Regions from separate parts of the Homo sapiens genome. Here region 2 is linked to region 1. The links are chromatin loops, found by intact Hi-C in ENCODE. Cell type or tissue: B cell. All regions are shown on one strand. Links, peaks and the distances in the headings refer to the core of each region. The heading gives the core; the rest is flanking DNA. Region 1 has its middle 22 kb from the start of ARHGEF3-AS1. Region 2 overlaps SPATA12 (spermatogenesis associated 12).

Region 1 (5,374 bases), core at 286-5,285:
TGATAATATCTGACTTCACTCTCCCAATAATAAACAGACTCAAAACACCAGGATCACTTTAGGGAAATCTACAAAACAGTTGCTCCAACCAGCATGAACTTCTAAAACTGAGTTTAGCCATCTTCCAATCCAAAGAAAAAGAGAAGATCTTGGAAATCCACTTTGTGATTAAATAGCAACAACAAAACAGAAGGCAGATGCATCCTTCTTTTCCCTCTTTTCCTTCCCATTAATTAAAACCATTCTCTTACAAAAATTAAAACAGTAGCATTGCACAGCAGAGCGTGAAAAGCCCTTCCCTTTGTTCCCCTCCAATCACTTATGCTAAAGGAGGCCCTGACAGCTATGCACGCCACTCAGCTCACCCTCGCAACCAAGCAAAGCCATCTGCGGTCTTAAACACAGCCACACAGTGCTCTTCTGATTCATACGAAAGTGAGGCGGGAATCTGGCTCCATCATCCCAGGTGCTTTTAACAGCAGCTCCCTGATCAGTTTCTTGGAAGGTAAAGAGAACACTGCATCCTCCCACACCTCAGATCCTGGCACCACCCCACCCGGCTCGGGTGGGAGTTGAGAGCCGGCCCATCCCAGGCTCAGCAGCAGGGGGCTTACCTGCGAACGGACAAAGAGGCAGCACCACACCATGGGGCGCTCTGACCTCATCCACCCGGACTCACCGGCTCCTAACTGCAGTGGAGCCCTGTGCACAGGATTCTCTGAACAGGGCTGAGCATAGTTTCCCTGAAGGAACTCCTCCCCGCCACTTGGGCTGCATGACAGGAAGTGACAGGGGCCATCAGTTACAAGTGTCAGAGGCTGAGAGCCGCACCAGTCAAGAGCTCCCCACCTCTCCTGCTACTGCTGCTTTTGCAGAGCACTCTTTGGGCATTCAAAGGTACACCAGAAGTTCAGTTTCTGACTGACAATCCCCAGCCTGTAAGAGACAAACAGTGCTCACTGGGTCCCCACCAAAAGCAATGTGAAGCATCCCATCGGCTGCAGCGGCTGTGCTGCCTGGAGCTTTGCAGACCCAAACACTGGGGTGAAATAGAAAATAAAGCATCACTAGGAGAAGGGACACTGGGAGGAGAGCTTTGGGTCTTCAAAGAGGAATCAATGATCTACTTGAACTTTACCCAAGAATCAGTAGCCCTGTCCGGGATACAGAGCCCACACTGAGTCGCGGTTCAAAAGCAACTACACACCCATCCGTTTCTTTTTGTCTTATGCAAACCTGGCATCTTCTCTTCAGAGCCCTTTCAAAATAGCTGCTTCTGGAAACCTCCCTTTCAACTTTTGTCATGGATAACAAGAGGTCTTCCTGCTCAGAGCTATTATGGAAATAATTCATGGCTGACATTTCTTGTTTTATGAAGTGGGGATCTCACCAGAATGAACATCTTGCTCCAGTTCCTTGCCTTATAAAAAACCCAGACCTCTTGGGTGAGGTAGACTTGTCTCATAGGAAACTACAAGGTTTCAGATTGAAAACTATGCCTGGCTCACTCCTTCCCCACAAACAAACCAGCACTCTCACCCTCCTTGCACATTGGCAGAAGGTCTCAAACTCAAGGAGACATAACTCCAGTGTAGTTCTCAATTATTTATTTATTTATTTTAGTTATCTAATGGGGTAGTATTTGACTTGCAAAAATCTTCCTAATTACAAATTTTAGCTGTTAAGATTTAGCCCAGGGTTTCCTGGGGCCTTCTTACAAATGCACGGATTTTTAAGAGCCTTCCTCTGTCTCAAGCCTGAGTAAAGTCTGGGGACCCAGCAAAGACAGCAGGTTCATTTGAACAACAAGCTTCCGGTCTAACAGAAGGAGATTAAATCCAAGACTTTTATGAGAAAGCAGGCTCTTTCCATTCACGTTGCCAGAAATTTGCAAAAAGTGCTGAGGGGTCCAGGAAATAAGTGAGCTTGGCAAATGCATTTTCATGGGGACAAAGTCTGAGAAGGGTTCTCAGAGCCAGAGACACATGGGCAGCGTTCTGATGGGTGTTCTAGGCAAAAGAACTGGCAAACTCAACAGCAAGGCAGTGCAGAACTACAGGGTATTTTGGAAGACACCAAGTACTTTAATAGGTCTGGAAGCTGAACTGACAGGCTTGGGTCTTGCTTCAAAAAGTGTGAGGGAATCACACCTGCTTAGAGAAAGGAGGAAGTGAAATCACTGTAAAAAGCCTTACGCCTTTCAGGCAAGCATCTGGGTCACCATGGAGCTAGCACCTGGAAGCACTCGGTAATGAGTGTCAGATCAAATGACAGTGTCCACTGAGAGGTGGGTTTCAGATTGTCCTTGGGATTCCCTATTTCCTAAAGCCTGACTCCCCACAAAGCAAGCTGGTTAAGTGGTGGCTGGTGGAGGGGTAAGGGCAGGTATTCCTAAGGCGTCTTGTTCCAGCCTCCTACACAGGAAGGGTCCTAAATTTGAACAAGCCTGTAAACAACTTGAGATTAGCTAGCTTTGGGGACAATTCAGCCGATGAAGAAAGACAGTGCCCTGGGAAATGCGGGAGGCTCCATCACCCAGCCATTCCTCTCTTGGAGTATTTTCTGACAAGCCACTTCAAGGAGTCCCAGCAGCCAAGGCCAGCCTCACCCCAGTAAGGATTCACTGGAAATGTGAGACGACCAGGGCATTGTACGTTTTATTTCTTTGGAGAGGAGGAAGGAAACATTCACATGAACAAATCCTAGAATGATTCAACCTAACTTCCGGCTGCTGACTGAATGGGAAAGAAGAACTGAAACCCGTGGGCTGCAGCACTTCGTGCAAGAGGTGAAACTTGAGGGGCTCCAGGGCAGGTAGCAGTGGAGCAGGGAGGGGCAGAGAGAGGGCCAACAGATGCCCTGGCAGGGGAAAGGGATGCAAGCCTGCAAAAAGGAAGCAAAAACAGGGCACGGCCGTCTCCTCTGATGCCCTTGCTCTGACCAGAAGCAAGAACTCCCGGATTGAAATGGGTCCATGAAGAAGGCACTTCAAGAGGAGAATTTCAATAGTAAGAGGCTCTGATCCGCAAGGTCCACGTTCATTTTGAGCTTTATAATGGGATATCAAAAGGAACAGGAGTCTTCTCTATGGCATCTAGGATACTACTAAGTATTCAAACATGTTTATGTATTGGTTTTTACATTTTAATAGTAACATAGCATCACTGTCACACATTCGAACCACACAGAAGTATACACATTCAAACCACAAAGAAGTATATAAAGTAAAAAGTGAGTCTTCCCAAAGGCCCTACTTTTTTTTCTATCCCGATCCCATTTGCTGGATGCACTGGTGTTAAAAAGCCAGACGTAGACAGAGGTTCATAAACCCAAAAGGATTTAGGAGCAGGGGTCAGGTACCTGAAAGAAAAGGCCAGGTGGGCACTGGGGCACCACTGAGAGTTTTTGTCTTAGGTCAGTTCCAGCTTTTCGGGTTCCTAAGGGGTTAATCATCCAGGGTGAGCAGACATTCTAATTTTTTCAATAGAAGCCTGAAATTCAGGGTTTTATGTAAAATCTCTCAATTTGTAAATGCTGGCAACTATTCATCACCATAAGAAGTACTGTATGGGCCACATAACACAGTTGCTGGCTACATTTGGCCCAGGGGCCACCAGTTTGCACCCTCTGGTGGTAATCCTTCCAGACATTTCCTTCTGTCTAAAAACACGAGTTGCTGGGTGTAACATCTTATTTTTTTCAAAAATAGAATGATAACATTGTTCTACCACTTGCTTCTTTTTTCATTTAACATCCAGGGCATCTTTCCCTGTCACGCACATTTTTGACCTCTTACTGCAGAGCATGCTATGGTATGGAAGGAAATTAACTCATTTAGCCACCTGCCCTGTGGACATTTAGCAAATACGAAAGATACACTTGAAATGTCACTTCTCATTGTCCATTCCTCTTACCTCTGCCAATGTTGATAACTCATGATGAAAGTGCACCTGTGTGTGGATATTAACATATCATACAGCCACAATTACTGAAACCACAGCGACTAAGGATTTTTTATGTTTTAATATGAGCACTTACCATGTATTTTCCCACGTGATCCTCACAACAGTCCCAAAGTAGGCCTTATTATTATCTTTCTTTTTGCAGATTTAAAAAAACTGAGACTCAAAAAGGTGGTGTACGCCTACCCATGGCACGTGGCCTAGAGGTGGTGAGGTTGGTCAGGAGTGGGGCCTAGCAAGCTTACTTCAGAGCTCCTGCTACAAGCATACAGCCCTCAGAAGACACAGCGAGAAACCTGCTCTGGGATATTCAAGAATCTGACATATTAGAGCACAAACCACTAGAGAAGGATCGCTAACAATGGGACAATTCACTTGCCTCTTGGAATGAAAAGCCTCATTTTAAAGCCCTTCTTCATACTCATCCAACATAAATTCTACATAGATTGGAGAGAAATGTTAAAAGGGGGAAAAAAACCTACAAAATTCTGGGGGCATAGGTTTTCAGGGTATGGTATTTTTCTTTCAGTATATAGAGTTGAATCATATATTTATACACAGGAAACTACCTATAGGGTGCCTACGATGCAAAGATGAACCCTGTTTTCCCACAGCTGGTTAAATAACCAAACTGGTAACAACCCCTCTTGTTGGGCTCTAAAGAGATTAGCACCAAAACTGGGACCTAACTAAGGTGTCACCAAAAGTGTCATGGTATCACTAGAACCAGAACCATGTTTCCTGTGTTCTTGTTCGATATATCTGAGGGTATTTTCTGTTGAGAAGTTCCAAGCAATTTCCTTACCAAAGATATTATAAGGAACATACTCGTCAGGGTTGTGAGAATTTCATTTACATAAAATAAAATATTTAGATTTTAGCAGAATTACTTCTTCATTAAAAGTTGGCAAGCAACGATGATTCTTTCCATTTGAACTTTATCCTGGTTCCTTAATGTCTTTCTTATTTGTACTTAACAAGCCAGAAATGTCACAAAATCTTACAGTTGGAAAGGGAATTTCAAGGTCTTTAAACATACCCCATTTGATACTTCAAATTTTAAAATTCCACAAACTGAATTTAAAAATAGGTAGTAAAAAAATCTCATGGCCAAGGCCGGGCACGATGGCTCATGCCTGTAATCCCAGCACTTTGGGAGGCCGAGGCGGGCAGATCACGAGGTCAGGAGATCAAGATCATCCTGGCTAACGTGGTGAAACCCTGTCTCTACTAAAAATACAAAAAAAAATTAGCCAGGCGTGGTGGCGGGCACCTGTAGTCCCAGCTACTCAGGAGGCTGAGGCAGGAGAATGATGTGAACCTGGGAGGCGGAGCTTGCAGTGAGCCGAGATTGCACCACTGCACTCCAGCCTGGGTGACAGAGCGAGACTCCATCTCAAAAAAAAAAAAAA
Region 2 (5,374 bases), core at 138-5,137, 150 kb after region 1:
ACCATGTTGGCTAGGCTGGTCTTGAACTCCTGACCTCAAGTGATCCATCCGCCTCGGCCTCCCAAAGTGCTGGGACTATTGGCGTGAGCCACCGCGCCCAGGCTTTTGCCTTTTTCCTTTCTTCTGAACAACCTCAAACAGTATTTTACCCACTGTGATGATTAATTTTATGTGTCAACTTGGCTAGACCATGGTAACCAGCTATTTGGTCAAACATTCTAGACATTTCTGTGAAGGTATTTTTTAGATGAGATTAACATTTAAATCAGTGGACTTAGAGTAAAGCAGATTATTCTCCATGATGTGGTGGGCTTTATCCAATCAGCTATAAGCCTTAATAGAAAAAGACCGACCTCCCAGAGCAGGAAGAATTCTACCCAGAGAGCCTTTGGGCTCACTGCAACTCTTCCCTGGGTCTCCGGCCTGCCAGTCTACCTTGCTGATTTTTGACTCACCTGGCCTCCACAATCACATGAGCCAATTCCTAAAAATCAACCTCTCAATAGATAGATGAGCGATTGATTGACACACATCCTGTTGGTTCTGTTTCTCTCCAAACCCTAATACACACCCAAAATAAGTGATTTTCCAATAGAAATTGTCTGTAAGGACCTGTACTTGCATGAAATTTCAAGTCACCAGATAAATGAATAAAAATATATTTTTTAAAAACCACAAAATATGGCAACCCAGAAAGAATAACATTTGTCGGCCAGGCGCGGTGGCTCACGCCTGTAATCCCAGTACTTTGGGAGGCCAAGGCGGGTGGATCACAAGGTCAGGAGATCGAGACTATCCTGGCTAACACGGTGAAACCCTGTCTCTTCTAAAAATACAAAAACAAAATTAGCCGGGCGTGGTGGCGGGCGCCTGTACTCCCAGTTACTCGGGAGGCTGAGGCGGGAGAATGGCGTGAACCCAGGAGGCAGAGCTTATAGTGAGCCAAGATTGCGCCACTGCACTCCAGCCTGGGTGACAGCAAGACTCTGTCTCAAAATAATAATAATAATAATAATAATAATAATAATAATATTTGTCTATATACTGATCAAAGCTATCATAGTAGATATATTTGTTTTCAAATGCAACTTTAGGGTGGGTGCAGTGGCTCACACCTGTAATCCCAGCACACTGGGAGGCTGAGGCCAGAAAATCACATGAGGCCAGGAGTTTGAGACCAGCCTGGGTAATACAGAGAGACCCAGTCTCTACAAAAAATTTAAAAAATTAGCCGGCGTGAGACCAGGCACGGTGGCTCATGCCTGTAATCCCAGCACTTTGAGAGGCCGAGGCGGGCGGATCATGAGGTCAGGAGATCGAGACCATTGGCTAACACGGTGAAACCCCGTCTCTACTAAAAAAAAAAAACAAAACAAAAAAATTAGCCAGGCAAAGTGGCGGGCTCCTGTGGTCCCAGCTACTCAGAAGGCTGAGGTAGGAGAATGGCGTGAACCTGGGAGGCAGAGCTTGCAGTGAGCCAAGATCACACCACTGCACTCCAGCCTGGGCGACAGAGCAAGACTCCGTCTCAAAAAAAACAAAAACAAACAAACAACAACAAAAAATTAGCCGGTGTGGTGGCATGCACCTGTAGTCCCAGTTACTCTGGAGGCCAAGGCAAGAGGATCACTTGAGCCCAGAGGACACTAGACACGCATAGGGTAACTATTGTTTCACCAAATAATTCAGATATGCGCGCACACACACATACACACACACACACACACACACCAGGTTACCAGGTTGCAGTCTATGTTTTACAATAGGTCACAGTCAAAAACATGGGAGAAGCCACCATACTCCACCACACAATAAATGCTTAATAAAATTTGGTAGCATCATCATTCTTATCTCACTCTAAAAGGTAATACGTTCATTTTCTTCATTAGCATTTATTATCACAATAAAATAGAGCTTCTAACACATTTATCAATGCTGCCACTCACTGCAGTGCTGTTTAAGAGTCATTGCACCTCCCTAAATTAACTTGCCAATTCTCTCGCCTCAAAAGGACTCAGGCAATCATTTAAATAATTTCTGACTCACAAAGCTGGCCAAGGATTAGCGAGGCCCTGCCCAGCCCAGAACACATGAAATGTGAGTGATTTGTTAAGAAAACCATTTGAGTTTGCAAGACTGCACAGGGCTTTTATAAAACTAAAGCCATGCTGGAGAGAAACAGTCCTCCCCACCCCCTTGGGAGATGTGTCATAGAGATAGGTCACACAAGGTCAGCCAAGCTGTACCTTCTGAGACTGGGCAGGAACTGAAGCGCCAAACCTCAACTGTGTAACGTGCTTCCTTGTTTTGGGGTTAGGTTATATCATTGTGTTTTTCCCCTAACTTTCCATGTGCACACACACGCACACACCCCCCTCACTAAAGGATGGAAACAAAATCCCTATGAACTGCCGGTTCCAACAACTTAAATAAGGGAATCTGCTAAGGCAAAAGATCTGATTTTTTTTTTTTTTTTTTCTGAGACCGAGTCTCGCTGTATCACCCAAGCTGGAGTGCTATGACGTGATCTTGGCTCACCGTAACCTCTGCCTCCCAGGTTCAAGCAATTCTCTGCCTCAGCCTCTCTCTAGTAACTGGGATTACAGGCACTCACCACCACGTCTGGATAATTTTTGTATTTTTAGCAGAGACGGGGTTTCACCATCTTGGCCAGGCTGGTCTTGAACTCCTGACCTCGTGATCCACTTGCCTCAGCCTCCCAAAGTGCTAGGATTACAGGCGTGAGCCACCACGCCTGGCCTAGATCTGAGATTTTGAAGACCTCAAAACATATATTCTATTGCATGTAAGTTTCTCTTCTCCCAGAAACAAACTAAAAACACAGTCCAAATTCATGCTTTTTTAAATTGCTTTTTTGAAACAACTGCAATAAATAACTCTAATCTCTGTCTCTCAAACACACACACACACACACACACACACACACACACATTGTTTGTTTAAAATGAGAGCTCCTCACCCCAGATGAGTTGAGGTATGAATGGATTTGAAGTTTCAAATGTAGTTTCCCAGGTTGTTCTTTAAGTTTAGAAAACAAGGTTCCAAGTGATACAAATATAGGCACTCCATTTTTTATTATTTCTTTCTTGAAAATAAAATCATGTATTTGTGCTGTGCCAAAGCATTACATCTGGAACACATAAGTACATGTCAGGGTGTAAACTAAGCTTTTTTTTTTCTTTTGAGACAGGGTCTTGCTCTGTCGCCAAGCTGGAGTGCATTAGTGTGAGCACAGCTCATTGCAGCGTCAAACAACGGGGCTCAAGCTATCCTCCCACCTTAGCCTTCCAAGTATGTGGGACTACAGACATGTGCCGTCACACCCAACTAATTTTTAATTGTTTTATAGAAATAGAGTCTCGCTTTGCTGCCCAGGCGGGTCTCAAACTCCTAGCCTGAGGCAATGCTCCCACTTCAACCTCCCAAAGTGCTGGGATTACAGGCATGAGCCACTGCGCCTGGCCTAAACTAAACTTTTAATATGTGATATTACTCCCTTTTTATTTTTATTCCATTCTTCAAACTATGATGTGAGTGAATTGGGGGTGAGGGGCTAAGATTGTTTTAGCAGCAGAACTCTTTCCTCAAATGAAATTGTACCCCTTTGCCCAACAGATAAAACAAGATAAAATGGAGCCTGGCTTCAATTCTCCTATCACCACCTGGTGCCTCCAGGGCTGTGGGGTCTCCCAGTTCCCACCACACTTCTCCAGGCATGAAGCAAGGGGTTATGGGAGTATCTTAGAGATCTCCATCCCATCCTTAGCATGAAGGAAAGCCAGATCTGTCATATGTGTGTCCAGGTGCCAGATGCACTCCCATTTCACAAATTCAGGAGTTAAATGTCTTACCCAAGCCTTAAATTAGACACTACAGTATACTGTGTTACTTTCTTCAAAAAGGAAAGAGACATTTACATCGCTGGAGTTTTGTCTGTGCAGTTTGATGGATGGGTCTCAGAGTGCCTACTCAGCAGACTCAATGACTAGGGAAGCTGAGTGAGCAGTGCCACCAGCAAAAAGGAATTTAGGTTCCACAGTTAATATTGTTAAGATGGCAAAACTCCCCAAGTGATCTACAGAGTCAATGTAACCCCTGTCAAAATCTCAGGTCTCTTTTTGCAGAAACTAACAAGCTGATCCTAAAATTCATAGGGAGATCCAGAACAGCCAAAATAATCTAGAAAAAGAAGGTCAGGCTGGGCACAGTGGCTAACACCTATAATCCCAGCACTTTGGCAGGCCAAGGTGGGAGGACTACTTGAGCCCAGGAGTTTGAGACCAGCCTGGGTAACACAGCCAGACCCAGTCTCTACCAAAAATAAATAAATAAAAATTAAAAATTAGCTGGGTATGGTTGCACACATCTGTAGTCCCAGCTACTTGGGAGGCTGAGGTGGGAGGATTGCTTGAGCCCAGGAGGTCGAGGCTACAGTGAGCAGTGATCATGCCACTGCACTTCAGCCTGGGTGACAGAGCAAGACTCTGTCACAAAAAAAAAAAAAAAAGAAAGAAAGAAAGAAAAAAGAAAAAGAAGGACAAAGTTGGAGGATTCATACTTCCTGATTTCAAAACTTACTACAAAGCTATAGTAGTCAAGACAGTATAGACAGCAATACTGGCATAAGGATAGACATATAGATGAATGGACTAGAATTGAGAATGCAGAAATAAATGCTTACATTTATAGTAAATTGATTTTTGACAAGAGTGTCAAAACAATTTAATGGGGAAGAAGAGTCTTTTCAACACATGGTTCTGGGACAACAGGATTTCCATATGCAAAAAATGAAGCTAGACCCCTACCTCACACCACATACAAACATCAAATCAAAACAGATCAAAGTTCTAAATCTAAGAGCTAAAACTATAAAACTCTTATAAGAATATATAGGCATATGGCTGGGCGTGGTGGCTCATGCCTGTAATCCCAGCACTTTGGGAGGCTAAGGTGGGCAGATCATGAGGTCAGGAGTTCCAGACCAGCCTGGCCAACATGGTGAAACCCCGTCTCTACTAAAAATACAAAAATCAGCTGGGTGTGATGATGCACACCTGTAGTCCCAGCTACTTGAGAGGCTGAGGCAGGAGAATCATTTGAAACCGGAAGGTGGAGGTTGTAGTGAGCCGAGATCATGCCACTATACTCCAGCCTGGGTGAAAGAGCAAAACTCCATCTCAAAAAAAAAAAAAAAAATATGCCTTAGGCATAAGTTTTCATGACCTTGCATCAGGCAAAGGTTTCTTACGTATGACACCAAAAGCACAGGAAACCCAAGAAAAATAGATAAATTGAACTTCACCAAAATTAAAACCTGGCACTTCAAAGAACACCATCAAGAAAGTGAAAAAAT

What was found. A loop is a pair of places that touch in the nucleus more often than their neighbours do. Peaks named below come from ENCODE experiments on the same cell type or tissue, not always from the same donor. Only the 100,000 strongest peaks of a DNase experiment are listed, where the experiment ranks them.
Region 2: a loop joins it to region 1, with 11 times the contacts of the local background. A loop is called at or near these places in 2 of 110 quality-filtered maps.

Annotation. Positions count from the first base shown.
Region 1 is chr3:56,915,695-56,921,068 of GRCh38, forward strand. It overlaps a transcript of ARHGEF3 not described here. Among named protein-coding and RNA genes, the nearest start is that of ARHGEF3-AS1, 22 kb to the right of the region's middle. RefSeq lists enhancers at 88-640, 641-1,191, 1,118-1,207 and a silencer at 238-307. In B cell, for the core only: no CTCF peak of the experiment used is centred there; DNase peaks (open chromatin) are centred at 387, 747, 2,177 and 2,737; H3K4me3 peaks cover 2,681 bases; H3K27ac peaks cover 2,983 bases.
Region 2 is chr3:57,066,460-57,071,833 of GRCh38, forward strand. All of the region lies in intron 1 of SPATA12 (spermatogenesis associated 12), which reads left to right. It also overlaps a transcript of ARHGEF3 not described here. Among named protein-coding and RNA genes, the nearest start is that of SPATA12, 8.5 kb to the left of the region's middle. RefSeq lists an enhancer at 2,251-2,630. In B cell, for the core only: no CTCF peak of the experiment used is centred there; a DNase peak (open chromatin) is centred at 2,262; H3K4me3 peaks cover 836 bases; H3K27ac peaks cover 286 bases; H3K27me3 peaks cover 1,971 bases.